2 separate regions of the Mus musculus genome follow, and region 1 is linked to region 2. The links are chromatin loops, found by intact Hi-C in ENCODE. Cell type or tissue: left cerebral cortex. All regions are shown on one strand. Links, peaks and the distances in the headings refer to the core of each region. The heading gives the core; the rest is flanking DNA.

What was found. Peaks named below come from ENCODE experiments on the same cell type or tissue, not always from the same donor. Only the 100,000 strongest peaks of a DNase experiment are listed, where the experiment ranks them.
Region 1: it touches region 2 in a loop (10-fold over the local background); 14 of 42 quality-filtered maps call a loop at or near these places.

Annotation. Positions count from the first base shown.
Region 1 is chr14:49,344,177-49,353,874 of GRCm38, reverse strand. All of the region lies in intron 1 of Slc35f4 (solute carrier family 35, member F4), which reads left to right. Among named protein-coding and RNA genes, the nearest start is that of Gm52146, 37 kb to the left of the region's middle. In left cerebral cortex, for the core only: a CTCF peak has its summit at 4,811 (motif pointing right); DNase peaks (open chromatin) are centred at 4,865 and 5,413; H3K27ac peaks cover 202 bases.
Region 2 is chr14:49,233,568-49,243,265 of GRCm38, reverse strand. It overlaps ccdc198 (coiled-coil domain containing 198), which reads left to right. Exons shown (of 7, transcript NM_025956.4): 4 at 7,300-7,386; 5 at 8,702-8,803. Among named protein-coding and RNA genes, the nearest start is that of ccdc198, 7.0 kb to the left of the region's middle. In left cerebral cortex, for the core only: a CTCF peak has its summit at 4,921 (motif pointing left); a DNase peak (open chromatin) is centred at 4,904.

The DNA of each region.
Region 1 (9,698 bases), core at 2,458-6,457, 110 kb before region 2:
TCCCTCGATCTTTGTGGATGGAGGAGCTCTCCTCTCCACCATAGGGCAGGTGAGGAAGCACAGATATGACTTCTCTTTACAGTGTGATTAGAGAACATGTCATGACATTAGGGTCTGAGGAACATTTGATACATTCCGTATTATTTTCTGTCTTTAGGGCTTCATCCAGAAGAGATGAAACAGGAGCCCAGCTTTAGGGTCTTCTTATCCTAGCATCTACCCTCTCAGGGGAAGACCCAAGAGCTGGACATTCAAAGACTGTTTCAGAGCTTAGATGTATTGTTTCCCCACACAAGCAAGCCACTTCCTTCTCAAGGCTTTGATTCCCTTGTCAGTAAACTGGAACTAAGATCACTTGCTTTGTCCAAGGACAAATGGGACAAATGGGAATAGCTCCTTGTGTAAATAAAAGTTTTACATGTGATGATTGAGGGGGAAGCTCTTCTCTTTTTTTGTAGAACATGTTTTTAGTATTTTCAACTGTTAATATTCAACAAACAGAATAATTATTTTAAGATTTATTCTGTTGTTATGTTTCCCTTTTCATTTCTCATTTTATTCATTTGGATACTGTCTCTATGCCTTCTGGTTAGTCTGGATAAGGGTTTATCTATCTTATTGATTTTCTCAGAGAACCAGCTCCTGGTTTTGTTGCTTCTTTGTACATTTCTTTTTGTTTCTACTTGGTTGATTTCAGCCCTGAGTTTGATTATTTCCTGTCGTCTACTCCTCTTGGGTGTATTTGCTTCTTTTTCTTCTAGAGCTTTCAGGTGTGCTGCTAATGTAAGCTCTCTTCAGTTTCTTTTTGGAAGCACTTAGAGCTATGAGCTTTCCTCTTACCAATTCATCGTGTCCCATAGGTTTAGATATGATGTATCTTCATTTTCATTAAATTCTAAAAAATCTTTAATTTCTGTCTTTATTTCTTCCTAAACCAAGTTATCACTGAATAGTTTTGTTCAGCTTCCATGTGTATGTGAGTTTTCTGTTGTTATTTAAGACCAGCCTTAGTCCGTGGTAATCTGATAGGGTGCATGGAATTATTTCAATCTTGTAGTATCTGTTGAGGCTTGTTTTGTGATTATATGATCAGTTTTGGAGAAAGTACCATGAGATGCTGAGAAGAAGTTATGTTCTTTTGCTTAAGGATAAAATGTTCTATAAATATCTGGTAGATCCATTTGGTTCATAACTTCTGTGAGTTTCACTGTGTCTCTGTTTAGTTTCTGTTTCCATGATCAGTCCATTGATGAGAGTGGGTGTTGAAGTCTCCCACTACTATTGTATGGGGTACAATGTGTGCTTTGAGCTTTAGTAAACTTTCTTTTATGAATGTGGGTACCCTTACATTTGGAGCATAGATGTTCAGAACTGAGAATTCTTCTTGGTAGATTTTTTTTCCTTTGATCAGTATGAAGTGTCCTTCCTTATCTTTTTTGATAACTTTTGGTTGAAAGTTGATTTTATTCAATATTGGAATGGCTACCCCAGCTTATTTCTTGGGACCATTTGCTTGGAAAATTGTTTTCCAACCTTTTGCTCTAAGGTAGTGTCTGTCTTTGTTACTGAGGTGGGTTTCCTGTATGCAGGAAAATGTTGAGTCCTGTTAATGTATCCAGTCTGTTAGTCTATGTCTTTTTATTGGGGAATTAAGTCCATTGATGTTAGGAGTTATTAAGGAAAAGTGATTGTTAATTCCTATTATTTTTGTTGTTAGAAATGGAATTATGTGATTATCTTCTTTTGGGTTTGTTGAAAGATTACTTTCTTGCTTTTCCCAGGGTGTGATTTCCCTCCTTGTGTCGGTGTTTTCCATCTATTATCCTTTGTAGGGCTAAATTTATGAAAATATAATGTGTAAATTTGGTTTTGTCATGGAATATCTTGGTTTCTTCCTTTATGGTAGTTAAGAGTTTTGTTGGGTATAGTAGTCTGGGCTGGCATTTGTGTTCTCTGACGTTCTGTATGAGATCTGCCCAGGATCTTCTAGCTTTCATAGTCTGTGTTGAAAATCCTGGTATAATTCTGATAGGTCTGCCTTTATATGTTACTTGACCTTTTTCCCTTGCTGCTTTTAATATTCTTTCTTTAGGTTTGGTCTTCTCATTGTGTCCTGGATTTCCTGGATGTTTTGGGTTAGGAGCTTTTTGCATTTTCTTTGACTGTTGTGTCAATGTTTTCTATGGTAACTTCTGCACCTGAGATTCTCTCTTCTATCTCTTGTATTCTGTTGGTGATGCTTGCATCTGTGACTCCTAATCTCTTTCTTAGGTTTTCTAACTCCAGGGTTGTCTCCCTTTGTGATTTCTTTATTGATTCTATTTCCATTTTTAGATCTTGGATGGTTTTATTCATTTATTTCACCTGTTTGATTGTGTTTTCCTGTAATTATTTAAGGGATTTTTGTGTTTCCCCTTTAAGGGCTTCGAGCTGTTTACCTGTGTTCTCCTGTATTTCTTTAAGAGAGTTATTTATGTCCTTTTAAAAGTCCTCCATCATCATCTTGGGAAGTAATTTTAGATTCCAATCTTGCTTTTCAGGTGTGATGGTGTATCCAGGACTTGCTATGGTGGGAGAATTGGGTCCTGATGATGCCAAGTATCCTTGGGTTTTATTCCTTATGTTCTTATGCTTACCATCTGGTTATCTCTAGTGCTGCCTGCCCTCACTATATCTGACTGGAGTCTGTCCTCCCTATGATCCTGGTTGTGTCAGAACTCTCAGAGTTCAGCTGTCTCTGTGATCCTGTGATTCTGTGATCCTGAGATCCTGGGTGTGTCAGAGCTCCTTGTAGCCAAGTTGCCTCTGGGACCCTGAGATCCTGGTGTGACCAAGCTCCTTTGATCCTGTGATCCTGTGATCCTATGATCCTGGGCAAATTTGAGTGCCTAGGAGTGGAGCTTCTTCTGGGTGTTGTGGGACTGGCTGTGGAGTTCGTGCCCAAGGTCTGCTCAGGGCACTGCCCCAGACCAGAAGGATGGTCAACTCTTCCTGATGTAATTCTTGTATTTTGTTGTCTGCTTATGATGTGGTTTACAAATGCCAGCTTATATTTTGCTTTTCGTCTGTAGACAATCAAGCACCTTGTATAACATAAAATATAATAAAGGGCTCTACTGGCCCAAGAGTTCATTGAAAGTCTTGTCATCCTAATGATTTATCAGGTTACCTAACCTTATAAACAATAAAAAGAATGTTTGGTTAACTTTCAGTTGGATAAACAACTTTTAATCTAAATCTAACCTGCATGAGGCAGAAAGTTTTGTCTGACAATCTGTGAAAATGTGTCAGTAGACTGTGAACAGAAATCATACAGGTGACTTCTTACTTTGTATTTTCTGAACTTGAAACAATGCCTGATTCTTAGACAATGTTTAGCCTAGAATTCTGATATAAAAGAATTGTTAGATTATTTCTTCGGAAAACATTAAAATGAAAAATTACTTCTATGAACCCCTTTGAGGTTTGTCTGTTTATTTTGATCTGTAAGCAAAGACATTAGTCATCATCATCTCACTTAATAGTAGGAGAGTGGCATGTAATGGCTACAGGGATGTGGTCTCCCTGGGCTGTTAGTTTTCTAAAGAAGTGCGTAAACTCCAAGAAGAGCAGAGCTGCAGGAAACTCAATAGCTCAGGGACAGTTCCTCTGTTCCAGTGCCTTCACAATGAACAGTAGAAAGTGATGGCTTAGGGGTATCACTCAATGATAGGATGTTCTCCTAGAAGGCATGAGGCCATGGCCTTGGGACTGTAAAAAAAAAAATAGGGAAAAAAAATACTAGTAAGTAGTGTAAGAGATCAGTACTGGCTCAGAACTGCAAGACCAAGTTCTTAGCATAAAAGAGATTTATTTGCCCCAGAGGAACAGAGGGTAGAGATAAGAGAGAACTACAGGAGACAGAGGAAGAGGGGGAGGGGGAAAGGAAGAAGGGGGAAGGGAGGAGAAAGAGAGAGGGGGAAGGGTATTTGCAAGGGAGGGGGTGTCTTAATCAGGGTTCCTATTCCTGCACAAGCATCATGACCAAGAAGCAAGTTGGGGAGGATAGGGTTTATTCAGCCTATACTTCCACATTAGATCATCACCAAGGAAGTCAGGACTGGAACTCAAGCAGGTCAGGAAGCAGGAGCTAATACAGAGGCCATGGAGGGATGTTACATACTGCTTGCTTCCCCTGGCTTGCTCAGCTTTCTCTCTTATAGAACCCAAGACTACCAGCTCAGAGATGGTCCCACCCACATTGGGCCCTCTGCCCTTATAAGAAAATGCCCCAGAGCTGGATCCCATGGAGGCGCTTCTCCAACTGAAGCTCCTTTCTCTATGATAACTCCAGCCTGTGTCATGTTGACACATAAACCAGCCAGTACAGGGGGAGGGGGGATGACAAAAAACCGTCTCTGGACAGAGGGGAGACAGAAGTGACCCAAGGGCAAATGGCAGTTTATAAAGGTAAAGGGGGAAACCCCATCTTAGAATGAGGTGTTTAACTTTAATTGGGCATGTGAATTGCATGAGCTGAAGGAGGCTTTTGGTTGCCAGACTTCAGTACTTTGATAGCTGAACCTTGACAGTCAGCTTCAGGAGGAAGAAGTAGCCAAATAAGAGAATGGGCCTTAATTGCTACCTTTAGGAATACAATCTAATGTTTTTTAGCAAAGCAAAAGGAATTGGGGGGAAGGGCAAGGCCTGCCAGAGTCACATACTCAAGTGAGCTAGTGTCCTTTCAAGTAGATCTTTAAATATGTTAGTACAGTTTACATCTACAGCTGACTCCCTTATTGTTAAACAGTTCCTGCCCAGCTGTTCCCATTTTCACCTGGAGGGGGCAGCACTTGGGTTTAAGCAAGCTGCCTTTCTACAGAGAACAGACCTGCACCTCACTTTTGCTCTCTTTAACATCTTCAGATTTGAGGGCTATGACTTGAAGCTATCATTGAGGTTCTCTATGGCAGCTCAGGGCAGAGTATTCTCGAAGCATCTGCTAAAGTCACGTGAGACCCAGACTAACAAATCAGTAACAAGAAGTGAAAGCTGTTTTACTTCTCCTGGTGAGGCTAGGATGCTCTGAGTTGCAGCCCCATCTCCCCTGACTTTACTCACGTTTGCACATGCTGAGGAATTACCGAGTGATTTTGGGTACTGTCTATGCTTGTATAGTTGTACATGTTGGCACAAATTGTCTGATCCAGTTTCTAGAACTTACTTAAATTTGTTCTCAGACGTCAAAACAGCTCATTGGCTTCCAGGAATGTGTTTATAATTTCTGAAAAAATTCCTGTGACATTTCCAATGTGGCTTGGTTATTATCTTTGAGGCCTTCCTGACTTCAGGCTTACAGATGCCTACTTGTTCAGCATAGGTCTCCTTGAATGGCTCCGCCTCCACCTTGTTTCTAAATTCGTGGACTTGGGACTCAGCATGGGTTCCTCTTCTAATCCTATCTGCTAGCTCCTCTCACCCAAACATGGAGCTGCTAAGATATCTCAGCAGACAATTTGCATATTTCTCCATTCCATTGGTATCTAGCCAGCAACAGATTGCTTAATCCAACAGCCCTGAGTTGGTTCTCTCATAAATCTCCCAAGCTTAACACATATACACACACCAAAACAAAAACAAAAACAGATCACTAAGCCGGCTTATACCTGCACTGTGCCAGCTTTTCCTCAGCCATATCAGCTTCTCTTCCTCAGCCATATCAGCTTTTCTTCCATTGTTCAGTAAAAGACACTGAAATCGAGAGCTTCAATAACTAGGGGTTGGGTTTTTGCTATTAACATACTCTCATCCATTCTCAAATGGCTTGCATGAAATGATCTATCACCATATCTTGTCACATTCCTCTCTAATACTGGAGTCTTCTTGCCTCTACCTCCACTCCACCACTCTTAACTTCCAGATCTTATTTAAATTTGCTCTCAGGCATTGAAACAGCTCATGGGCTTCCAAAAATGTGTTTATAATTCCTGGAATAATTCCTGTGGCATTTTAAATGTGGCTTGGTTACTATCTCTGAGCTCATGTGAACTCACCCCTCTGTCCTGTCTACTCTCTAGTTATGCTCAGGAACTTTTCAAACCTCAAACATGATCAGCAGAGAGTGCCAGGCACACACCAGCAGAGTTCCTGCTTGGCATTCCACATCAGATGTTATTGAGGAAACATATTAATAAGGCCAATGAAATACCACGATGCAATGCTATGTATGGAAGCCACATGAGCTCTTATTCATTGCAGGGGGATCCTAATGGTAACACACCTTTGGAAGACAGTTTTACCAAAGCCCAACATGTCCTCTCCATACAACACATCACTCATGCTCCTGGCTGTTCAACCTCAGAAGCTGAATACTTATATCCATACAGAAACCTTATGCACTTGTGTTTGTAGCAGGTTTTTTTTTTCATAATTTCCCTAAACTAGAAAAAAGCCAAGATGATATCCAGTGTAAGGAAGAATAAACAAGCGGTGGCATATCCAAACATCAGAATGCCAATCCATGGTGAAAAGAAAGGAGCTGTCAGGTTGGGAGACAGCATCATGGAGGCACAGATTGTGTGGTTTCAAATATATGTGTAAAACACTGCTTCAGAGGTGGGGCGGGGAAGAATGCATAAGCAAAGCACAGAGCTTCTCCGCTCACTCTAACAGTTAAGATTTGAACATGAACTGGGCCCCACAGGCTCATGTGTTGAGTACTGGCTCCCAGCTGGTGGCCACTACTTGGGAGCATTCTGGAAACTTTACAAGGCACAGTCTTCAAGAAAGTAGATCATTATAGATATGCTTTTAAAGGTTGTCCCTATCCACCAATCCCTTTCCCATTTCTGTTTCCTGTCCATTATACAGTGAGAAATGACCTTGACCATAACCTCTTGCCACCATGATATTCCAACCAAGCAGAAACTATGAACCTGAATGGATCTTTCTCACCATGAGTTGTCCTATTGTGTATTTTGTCCCAACAGTACTGAAAAAGTAACCAATACAGAAACTATTGGAAATAACACTGTAAGAGTGGCTATATGTCATTATATACTTAGCAAAGGTATTCAAATTGTCTAGCATTGAGAGAGCGATGGGATGTTAATGCAAATTATAAGCTTTAACTGATAACAATGGCTCTTGTAACTGTATCAATTGAAACATGTTTATTGGTGGGACTTGCTGGGGACAGGGCAAGGAAAATTCCTGTAGCCTCTGCCCCATTTTGCTGGGAACCTAAAACTGCTCTAAAAACATAATTGATCTTAAAAAGTATTCCTGAGGGCGGTGTCAGCAGCCTGCTTTTCTCTCTGTCCAGTAAGCACTCACTAGGAATCTTTCTCCACTCATGGGTGTAAGCCCTCTCCATGTCTGCCCCTGCCTCCTGACTCAAGATCCATCCTTGCTGGTTGAGAGTAAATTGACGCATACAGTCCAGTCATTTTTGTGATTCCCTAAGTGAGAACATGTGTTTTTCTTTTCTGTGTATGGTGACTCAAATCTGTCTGTGTGGTCCATATAAATCCTTTTCATCAACATCAGAAGAAAGGATACCATGGTGTTGCCGTCACTGAATGTTCCAGGCACACTACACTCTGGTTGTATCATGGCCATCTTGCCCTTTAGAAAGGATGACCACTTCATGCTGGCCCCTTTCACACTTTAACAGAAAAGCGATCTTGATTTCTCCCTTTTATTTTTTTGCATAGATTCTCACAATGTCTAACAGTTGATTAAAAGAAAAATTGTAGTGGAGGTCAAATGATGTTTTACTGTGTGGCAAATGGTTTCCAAGGAAACAGCAAATTAGCACTTGTAGCTCTCAGCAGCATCCTCAGAAGGGCATCAGGACACCAGCTGCAGCACCATGTCTGCTCTAAACAGAGATGCAGAACCAATCAGAGGAAGCATCAAGAGGGAGGCCAATTGCTTCTGAAGAGAAGGCCTACTCTGTAAGCAAGGTGTCTTCTACATCCCTGTGTCCCTGTCATATATGTTCTCTCCTCTGCCCGGCTCCCTGCAATCAAGGTCACCACAGCATAGTTCTCAGTGGGTATCTATGAACCATGATTGGAAGTCAGCTGTCTAAATTAATTTTACTTATACAGTTATAAGTTTGGAAATTACTTCAGATCCCACCAAAGAGAAAGTATCTTAAAGTCTCTTAGAATTTACTTATTTAGGTTTCAGATTAGTTTAGAGTATGAACTCTCCTATAAAATGCCCATGGATGCCAGAAGGGGCCTTTGGATTCCATGTAGTGGGAGTCACAAACAATTGTGAGCCACCCATTGTTGGTTATGAGAAGCCAATTCTGGTCCTCTAGACGAGCAGCTAGTGCTCTTTGCCACTGGGCCATCTTTCCAGCCCCCAGGCTTCTGTGGTTTTAACTGCAATGATATTTTAGTAATCTACCTAACTGTTAGAGGGAAAAAAAAAAGACATGAAGTGAAAATTCTGTGTAAGAGTCCTGGACTTGGAGAAATAAAGGAATGCAAAAGAAATCAAATTAAATGTTTGCTTATCTACATATTGAATTGTCATTTTTATGAGAATGCCAGACATTCTAAGGGAGTCTGGGCTGTCTCTATTTCCAAAGAACAAAGAATCTAAAGCATTAAGATGGAACTCTTAGTTCTTTTGAATTGCATAATGAATAATTAATATTGAATTGTATAATACATTAATTCATTGAAGGCATTTTTAAAGGAAGAGAATTAAAATTCTTAGTTGTTAACAGCAATGCCTTATACTAGTTGAAATATCATGTTTCATAGGTCATTAGTATATTTAGTAAAGGAATATTTTAGAATTGCTTTTATTGAAGCAGCTATATAAATATTATACTTGAGTTCAATGAGTAAATAAGAAAAATTACTTCTGTTCTTAAGTGTAATAGCTAAGAATGAATATTTCTTTCAAATTTTCATTACAAATGACAATAACATAAAATAATCTAACCAAATGAGTGTGTAGAGCTTTATCTTTAAGAAGAAGACAGTAGTTGGATTGTTAATTTATTTTTGTGGTGAGAGTGCATTACACAGGGATGTGGGTTCACCTGATATTCTATGTGTGTAGAAGTCAGCTGACATCTTGCCCACTTTAACCTTTAAGTAGACTCCAGGATTGAACTCCGGTTGCTAGGCCTGAATACCAAGCACCTTTCCCTTGACAGATGAGCCATCTTGCTAGCCTGAGTGGTTGAAGTTGTTGAGATGATCACATTTCCAAAAGAACGAACAAAGTTCATGTTGTTAATCTAAGGACTGGATGCCATAATGAGGTGACATTTTAAGGCATCTTTGTTTAGTAAAGATGTCTGAAATTTTAAAATAATCCATGACACACACATGGATGCTTGTGCCTTGGAGGAGACTCTCTGTTCCCCTGTCTCATTTCACTACTCTAAACCCTACTTCTAGACCCATTTTGAGATGACAAATCTAAACCTAGTGTGGGCTCTGTCAAATAATTATCCAACATATATTTGTAGAAGTTTTGTTTCTGTCCTAGAACAAGATACAGGACTTGAAGTCTACCACTGCCCTGTGCTGGAAATGCTGGCAGAGAAATGCATCATTTTCCCACCTGTGGCTATTATATACAAACCCACATGCTGCAGTGGTCTTCAGATGGGCTTGGAATTTTGTCTGCTGGTTTGTCAGGAAGTCTAGGGAGAGAAGTAAAAAACACTTGATAACTCTGTGTCC
Region 2 (9,698 bases), core at 2,702-6,701:
AACCTTCAGAGTAAGTTGTCTCCATCTCCCCTTAGTCCCATCCTTTAATCATCCTAGATGTCACAAGCAGATGTTGAAGTTAGAGACACTGGGGCCAGATATGGTGGCGCACCACCTTAATCCTAGCCCTTAGGAGGCAGGTGCAAGCAGATCTCTGTAAGTTCAAGGCCAGCCAGGGCTACAGCATGACTGTCTAAAAGAAAAGGGATAGGGGAGTAAGGGATACCAGAGCAAAAAAATTGTAATGTATCTACCTTGATTTAAGATGTCATAGATTCCCTTTTGAGAGGTACAAATTCCAGTAGGACAGCTCATCGTAAAAAGAGAAAGAGCTCAGAGTGGGTCCTTGAAAATGAGTGTTGGATAACAGAAGGCATGGGGCTCTCTGTGAGCAGAGCAAGGACACAGCCAAACCCTACCTGCTCCACAGTTCAGCCAGATGCCCAGACTGGTTCAGGGGCTAATGGAGCTCTCTGCTAAGTACTGAGGTCTCAGTCAGTTCTTATGTACTTGTCTTCTTTGGAAGCTCGAAATTACTACTTGAAGCGATTATTACCTTTAGTTCCAAAAGAGCATTTCTTCCAGAAATGTTAGAAAGTGGGAAGATAATATTTAGTTCAAAAAAAGTAAACAGCAAATGTAATGAATCAAGGTCTAATTTAAAAATATGAGCATATCTCTAGCTTAGCAGAGAAACCTAAAGCTGGCTTTATTCTTAAACTAAATATGGCCTTTCAAGGGAGTATTTAATATATGTTCCTATGAATCTCTGACACCGGCTAACTCAAACAGAAGAAATCGCTACAACCAGAGAAATATATTTATGTAGTACTCTCCAGACCACAGAACAATTTTAATATTTGCCAATCCTAAATAAGCTAAAATTAGGTTTTGATTCCTTCAAATTCAAAAAGAGGGTGTGGATATTTCCGAGTCTGACACTGTACCCCACAAACTAGCAAACCACCTTAAGATCAAAGAATCAAGACTCATTATCTGAGCACAAAGACTATTCTTTCTTTACTCAGTGTTATGTATTCAGCCACTGACAATCTATGCCACACAAAAGTTTAGTAGTGAATGAATGAATAAATGAAAGGAGATTCATCCATGGTGGAAGGAAAACATGCCAAGTGTACAAAGATATCAATGTGCTTAGTTATAAGGATACGGGGATATTTTGTTGAACCCAAGATCTGGGAGACATTAGACTTAGCAAACTTCTGAAAGGCAAAATTCTATACAGCTCACCTTAGTTCTGTACTATAACCCTGCATTCATTTCCCTCAAAGAATCAGTGTTTTCTGTGTCTCAGGGCCACCCTAAACTTGAATCTTAAACATCTAATCAAATGTACAGAGTTGCCTGACCATGGCCAGTATTCCAAATTCCTGTGGGGGAAAGGTCTTACTGGCTCAGCTTTACTTGTGATCCTAGCTCTGATCCAATGAGCTGGGAGCAGAGGACAGGCTTGTGCTAGAAAGACGTGGGCAGAGGAGGCACCCTGTAGGCTCTGGAGTCAGCTCCCAGATAAAAGGGAAATCACTAGGAACTTGGCAGACACTCCTAAAGATATCATCTATAATTATCTTCACAAATGAGGCTCAGCACATTTTTCACCACAAATGGGTTTTTGAGAGAATAATAAATGCTGGGTTCCCATGACATGCTAATTAATAGCCTGATCTCTGCCAAAGAAAATTCTAAAAGTATTTTTAATTATTAAACCAAACCTAATTGCATCCTAAATAATTTGAGTTGGGTATTTGGCAACCTCCACTTCCGGGACCTCTCTACTCCTTAAGGAGCACCTCTTCCTGGAGGTGAGAACTAAGGAGCACTCTTCCTGGAGGTGAGAACCAAGCTTCTCTGCTTGGGGGCTCTTAATCAGTAATGTCCCCAACCCATGTAGGAGAACTGATCAGCAGCACCCCCTCTATCCTGCCCATCTTCTCCTCCAATCAGGCAGCCTAACAGGACTGTCTTCTTACTAACATCTTCGACACCCCCACCCCTGCATATTGACTCACGTAGTCTAGCAGGATAATTCTTTGATTTCCAGAGATTGTTTTTTTTTTTTTTTTCAAATTTCAGCATCCTTATAAGGCCTACCCTGAACAACCTATTAGCCATTGCAACCCCCATCCCAACAGTCCTGATTCCCTCAGACCTTCTCTCTCATGACCCCATCCTCACCCCACACACACTAAGATATTGATACTATACTTAAGATTCCCTAATTCTAACATGTGAAATCCAAAGTGCTCCAAAATCCATTTTTTATCTGATCACTGACATTACCACGGGAGGAAAAATTCCAAACCTGCAGCCAAAAAGCAGAAACATTGAAAATATTGTGTAAAATTACCTTCAGCTACTGTGCCTAGCAAACACATGAAACAAACTGTGTCCAGACTTGAGTCCCAATCCCAAGATATCTCATTATATACATGCAAATATTTGAAAAGCAGAAATAAAATTCCAAATTTGAAACACTACTGGTCCCAAGAAACTCAAGTAAGGGATACTGAACATATATAATATACGCAGTAGGATTTTGATACCCACTGGCACCAAAGCCCCCAAAGGAAATGGATGGCACACTGAGATTTTAGTAATTCAGGGAACTTTCTTTTGCAACCCTCCTTGCACAGAAGAGAAACAGTCAAAGATAGTGCAGAAAGTGTTAGAGGCAGCAGACAGGTAACCAGCTCTGGGCCAAGGCAAGGGGAGAGATTTCTAGAGCCTGGAAGGATAGAGTCAGGTAAAGGAAGCTGCACTGAGGGTAAGAGTGGCCTTCCACTGAGAGACATGTTCACCCGATAGCCCAAATACCTAACCTCATTGTCATCTCCTCAGTGGCTGCACCCAATAGGATGGCAGGGAAGCTGCTGCATGGGACAGGCAGAAGACTGCTGTCAAGCCGGTAGGAAGAAAGGCCACCTGGCACAACGTCGTTCAAGTTCAGGAGTTTTCCTTTAGACTAAGTTTTATCGGTTTCCTTTAGTGTTAAATTTTATCGGATTTTTTCCCCATCTATTAAAACAATCACACATACCCACACACAGAGAAATGCCTACCCACACAAAAATAAACAATTCTCTGGGTTTTCTTTTCTCCAGCTAATACAGTCTAGAGTTTATAATGGTGAGCCATGGTGCGTTTCTGGCATAAACTCAACTTGGTCGTGAGATAAGTGCACACATACATTGCTGAACTGCATTTCCTTCGACTGTGTATCTGCCTTAATGAAGGAGACAGACCTACACTTTTCCAACACAGTTTTATATCAGCTTTGCCATCAAGATTGAATTATTCTTGGAAAATTGAGATTTCACACCCTTCTTTTCCAAAACATTTATTATAGCAACACAGAATTGCTCTAGTTCCCTAACATTTAGTAAAAAACATTTTTAGACTCTTGGACTTTTAAGGAAAGTGATAATTTTTCCTACTAGCTTAATTAATAGGTCTGGGTTGGTTTGAGTATCTTATTCTTTCTGAGTGTTTCTTAGAAATCACCAAAGCAAGCTTTTGAATTTATTGTTGCGGGGTCTTATCTTCTTTGTATTTAATCTTATGCTAAGTCCTGTGAAATGAATCTTCCAGCTTTCAGTATGTGTTTACAGTGTGTGTGTGTGTGTGTGTGTGTGTGTGTGTGTGTGTGTGTGTGTGTGTGTGTGTGTGTGTGTGCTGGCTAGAAGCTGATGTCAGCTAGCTTCTTTAATCACCCTCTACTTTATTTACTTACACAGAGCCTCTGGCTGAACCTGGAGTTCACCAATTCAAAGTTTAGCCCATTTATCCTGGGCATCCCATTTCTACCTCCCAAGTAGTAGGGCTCACACTTTGATGGTGAGCGTTATCTGCCGAGCCACCTACTCATCCCCAGATACATTTATTTTACTTCAGTACTGGGCAATGAACACATGGCCTCTTACATGCTAAAACAACATGCTCTGCTGCTCTGTTCAACTTCAGCCCTGTAGCTCTTCCATAATAAGCAGCATTAAAGAGAACTGAGCCTTAATTTAAAATTGTGAGCCTGGATCTTTTATGGAGCATTTCCCGATCTCCTTTCCTGAATATAAATAACTTCTTACCTGGCCTAAGTGTCTTATGGATCGGCTTCTCACAAATATGTGCATTTCTGTTTTCTGATCTAGAGAAATATTTATCTTGTACTAAAGCCAAATCATGTCATGTAAACCTTTTTTGGGGGGTGGGGTGGGGTTCAGGGGTTTCATGGATAGCTCCTCTGAACAAACAACTGCACTGTAAATCAGAAATCCTTCTTGGGCCTTAAGTTGTCTCCATGATCATCTCCCTAAAGCTGGCATAGTGTCACTTTCTTCACTTCCCAGAATTTTAAGAGACATGTTAGGTCACTGTGCCAAACACATGCTACATTTTCTTGAAGTTGCTCTGACCCACCTTCCTTGTCTTTTAATAAACAAAACCAGCCTCTCCTAAGTCAGTGATTGTCACCAAGTGCAGAGGTTGGTGGTACTTGGTTGATTGATCCTCCGGTCCCGAAGCCCTAGCACATATTCCAGCTGATGATATTGATCATGTGTTGACGAGTCAGGTCATTCAGAAACCTTTAGGCAAATATATTTCCTAATGTTAAAAAAATGAAAAAGTACCACCCTACCGTTCCCCTAAACAACTCCTTCTGGTGTGATTCTTCTGCAAAGGATGAAGAGAAGCAACTGCCTTCCTCTGTAGGGGAAGGGAGGTGTGCGTGCGCGTGCGCGTGTGCGTGTGTGCGTGTGTGTGTGTGTGCATGTGCGTGTGTCCAGGATTCACTGGGCTGGCATATTTACATGAAGCCAGTTTGCCCAACTGTTTCCCTGTATTGCTTCCCTGTATAGTTCTGTGCAGGTGGAAGCTTGTTGGCACTGCCGCTTGCTGCCATCTAGTGGCTTGGCAAAGAGAACGTGTGGTTCTTCAGGTTCCTTTTTCAGAAAGTAGATGCCTAGAGGGCTCTTAACAATAGCTACCATTTAGCCTTGATCAGAAATGTGAACCTAAATAGACGGCTAAGGACAAAGGAAAGGGGCTCAGACAACCATACTATCAAACCAGAAGCCTGGCCCAAAGAGTACTTTTTTAAATGACCCAAATATTTTGGTTTATTCCAACTCAGTGTCCACACTATACACACAGATCATCTACAGTCTCCTTGGATGTGGTTCCTTCAGTCATTAGTAGCAATGTGGGATCATTCCACACCCCAACCTTTAAAGAAATCTTCAGCATCTCTGGGGGAGTTCTGAAAACTTTCTACTTACAAGACATAACGCAAGCCTGGAAAATCTCCAGCCCCGGTGAAGTGCCTGGAGACTTTGTTTTGAAATGCAAGGGCATTCTGAGAATCAGCCTTCCAGGAAGCAAACTATGAGGTGAAGAACATGGTTTGATATATGGTACACATCTGAGCTTGAGTCCTAGTGATGCCACTTTCCAGTTGGGCAAACCTGGACAAATCGTCAGCCTTTCTAAAATGGGACCCTTAGAATTTATAAGGTCTTCCAAAGAACGACATATGATGGTACATTTCCTCGTGCATACAGTAAGAAATGATGGCTACACAGCCATTCAGTCTCACGAATAGACACATCCTTAAGACTCACCCATGCAGAGGAGACACAAACTTTTCTGTTCTCCCATTTAACCAAGCCCCTGGCTGTCATAGATTCTTCTTCCCACAGGTGTCTGGAAGGGTCCCCCACTCTTGGTCTCTCCCTCCAGCATTCTGGCACAATCAACTGCTGTATCCAGAACTAGCATCTTCATGCCCTGAAATGCTAAGAGTGGGGGGAACAAACAGCTTCTCTTAGTCACCGCTCATGGCTTCTTTACTAGGTTAAGTTCCAAGGTCCGACCGCATGGGAAATGTGTCTAATAGTCACCAGTGATTATGACTAAGGCGGCTGAGGATGCTTCTCTGCTGAGACTAGGGCAGGCAGACCGTTCTCACCTCAGAGACTTCCTGGATGCAAAGAGCTCAGCTCTGTCTCCCTGAGTGAATAAACTCTGCAGACACCCTCTGCATGTCGATGTGAGGAGACAAGCTTTGTCTTCCATGCTCAACTTTGTAGAGTCCAAACTCTTTTGTGGAGAAGGAAGGCTGGGCAGTGGGCTGGGGCGATGGCTCAGTGGATAAGGTGCTTGCTGTGCAGGGATGAGGACCAGACTGGTTACTCAACACCCGAAAAACTAAAAAGCCCAGTCTGAAAGAATTCAGTGATGACAGGCACATCTGTAATGACAGGCACATCTGTAAAGCCAGCAGACTGGGATTGGAGGGGCTTTGTGTAAAAACAGATGTTCCCAGGGGTGCCCAGCCCAGCCATTTAGTGGAAACAGTTACAAGATCAGTGAGAGACCTTGTCTCAAAAACAAAAAGTAAGGTTGAGAGCTGTAGAATAACATCTGACATCAACCCTTAGTCTCTACAGGTATATGCAGTGATGTGTGTGTGCGCACACGTATACACACACACACACACACACACACACACTGGGGGCAAGGAGAAACTTAGACAGGCCCACGGATAAACTCCTGCTCAGTTTCAGTGAACCTTTTAAGCTCCAATAAATGTCTTCCATAAACCTTACTCCCTGCTTAAAAAAAAAAAAAATGACCCTACCATTTGTTAGCAGTTTGTACTTTTCTCTCTTTTTTTTAAAGATTTATTTATTTATTATATGTAAGTACACTGTAGCTGTCTTCAGACATTCCAGAAGAGGGCATCAGGTCTCATTATGGATGGTTGTGAGCCACCATGTGGTTGCTGGGATTTGAACTCAGGACCTTCAGAAGAGCAGTCAGTGCTCTTAACCACTGAACCATCTTGCCAGCCCAGTTTGTACTTTTCTCTTAAGCATGCCTTGTCACCCATGATTACTGAAGGAACTTCCCCCAGAGACCTCCCTAAGGACTGGGACAGCACTGGGTGGTTAAGGGAAGATCAGGTGTGTCTCCAGTCTCTTTCATCTCTACTAGTCTAAGACCCCAGCTATTTGGTAACTTTAAACACGATCCCTCAATCCCTGACCAAGATTTTGATTAATAACTCACTGAAGACACTGAGCTAGAACAATAAAGAACCCTGTAGGTCAAAAAGCCCTTCCCACAGACGACAGTGGTGACACTGGGTATGACCTTCCCTGTGTGTGCCCAGGAGGAAGTGCCGCTTTCACACAATGCTCGGGTAGTTTAATGTACCTGCTTTTGTGTTTCATCGTCTCATGGTGTGAGGGATGCTGAACACTCTAAATTTTGGACTTCTAGAAGCTTGAACCCATTGACCTGCCACAAGCAATTACCTCTGAAAGGCTTCTGTGCCATCAAGAAGGCAGAACAAAGTCCAACACAAAGGTGAGCTGGGGCGGTTGTAGACTGGGGGAAGTGGGTGAGACTGGGAGAGTCGCTCTTTTCAAGTTTCCCCTTCACACAGGAGTTCAAAGCCAACGCAGACTGTTCAGTCCTTGGCAGGTAGAATGAAAAGCATCAGTGCTTGCTTATGCCTGCTTGCAACTGGCAAGTGCCCTCCACCCTCGGGTGAGGCCAGGCTCCGTCTGCTTTGTGGAGAAAAGAGAGCCATGTAGATGAAAAGGGAATCTTGCGTGGAAACTGGTGGTTCTACAAGTTTTCATCTGTGCTGGGGGAAGCCAGCACAGCTCTTCCCTTCACTCCTCCTGGGTTTAAAAAAACGATCTCTCAAAACCCAGGGAGAGCTTCTCCAGAAGTTATTCCTGACTTCTGTGCCACCAACCTCTATCAAAATGTAACCTCAGGGAAGGGCTTCAGTCAGCTTTGCCCTGCAGAGTAAAAAAACGAAAGCTGTTTGTAGGGGTCCTTTTCAAACCTTGTCCTGACTCATTCCGGAGCCAGCCAGTCACTGCTGGGTGAGGTTAAGGGTCACCCGCATGCTACAGGTCCTCAAGTCCGTGCTTAACGTGCTGGCAGCTGCGGCAGCCTCCCTCTATGTTTCTGCACCATGCAACACACTGTCCACAGGGCAGCACAAAGGGTTGTCGCCAGTTCTGTTCTTTACCTCTGGGCAACAGTAGGTGACAAATGAAAATACATTCACCCCTGCTTACCCTCAATAGCCACCTCTGCCACTGAATTTCATGACAAACTAAAGGGAGAGCAGCAGACTCATCAGTAGTCATTTCAAAGCCTCCCTTAACTGCTGTGCTCCCTGTACTTATATTAGAATATGAAAACAAACTGTAGAGAAATAAGTTCCACAGGGCCACTAGGGGGTGCTCTTCTCACGTCACAGCTGTCCATTCAATGGTAGAAGACACAGGAAGAGAAAGGGAAGGAAGGTCTCATCAAACCCAGCCACTCTTCTAGAGAGATATTACAAGCATCTGTTGGGGGAGAAATGGTACATTGTCGAAGTGAGATTATCAAAATGAAATTGTCAAGGCCTTACATTCAGGCTTTCAACACTCTGCAAGAACCTTTAAAATACAACTAGATACACAGCAGATTGCCACTTCATTCAGACAGCTATACAAAGGACTTGTCAGGGACACACACCAGTATAGCTTTATCATGACAGGAGAACACCATGGATTACAATGGATTAAGATCTCCTGCTCCAAGAAGGATTGAAGGCTGTAGATTGTGGCAGTCAACAACAATGACCCCAAACTAATAAACATGTCATCTTTCACAGCAGGAAAATGAGAAGAAAATTCAACTTCCTATGTACACTTCTGGGAAAAGACAATATTTGCATAAGATGAAAATGCTAGAGATGAACCATAAAAGACAAGAGGTAATGAGAAGAGGGTCGCATTTACCAAATATGGAGGGCACCATCACTGTCCCACCAAGGCCAATCTCTACTCGGCACTGGAGCAGAAGCTGCCACTGCCCAAACTGGAAGAAACAGGAAGATGACCTTTGCTCCCAGCCTTGATCTCTTTTAATGTTCTAAACATTTATTTCCTTATTTTGTGGGAGCACAGGGCACACACATGTGCTACAGTGCGTGTCTGGGGGCCAGAGGCCAACTTTTTGTAGTAGGTTTTATTTTCTTCCACCATATGGGTTCTGGGTCTCGAACTCAGATTGTCAGACTTGGCAGCAAGCTCCCTTAATCACTGAGCCATCTCACTGGTCCCTTGGGTGTCCCTTTGTCTTTGTCTCTTTGTTTTGTTTTTGACATAAGGTCTCATTACATAGTTCTGGCTGACCTGGAACTCACTCTGTAGGCCAAGATAGCCTCCTGCTTCCTCATTGTTGGGATTAAAGATATGAATCACAAAGCCTAGCTTATGTCTTCTTTTTTAAAACAAGCTGCCTTGGACCCTCTGGTTGCAGCCAGAAAATAAGGTAAATCAATAATACTAGTTTCTTGGTTTACTTAGAGAGGGAAAAGAAGTCAGTGTATAGTCTGATACACAGGCCTCTCCCTGTAATCCATGCTGCAGAATTTTCTATAGAGAAACACTTGGTACTGAGCATGCTTGTACCCCATGCTTGTGGGGCTGTGCAGGAGGAGTGCCACAAGGTCTAGGCCAGCCTGGGTTACATAGAAAGTTTCAGGACAGCCTGAGCTACGGAGTGAAACCCTGTTTCCTTTTCTGCTGCTATAAGAGAATACCAAAATGTGTTAATTGACAAAGACAATAGAGATACTGCTCGTCGATCCAGAGGCGGAAAGAGCT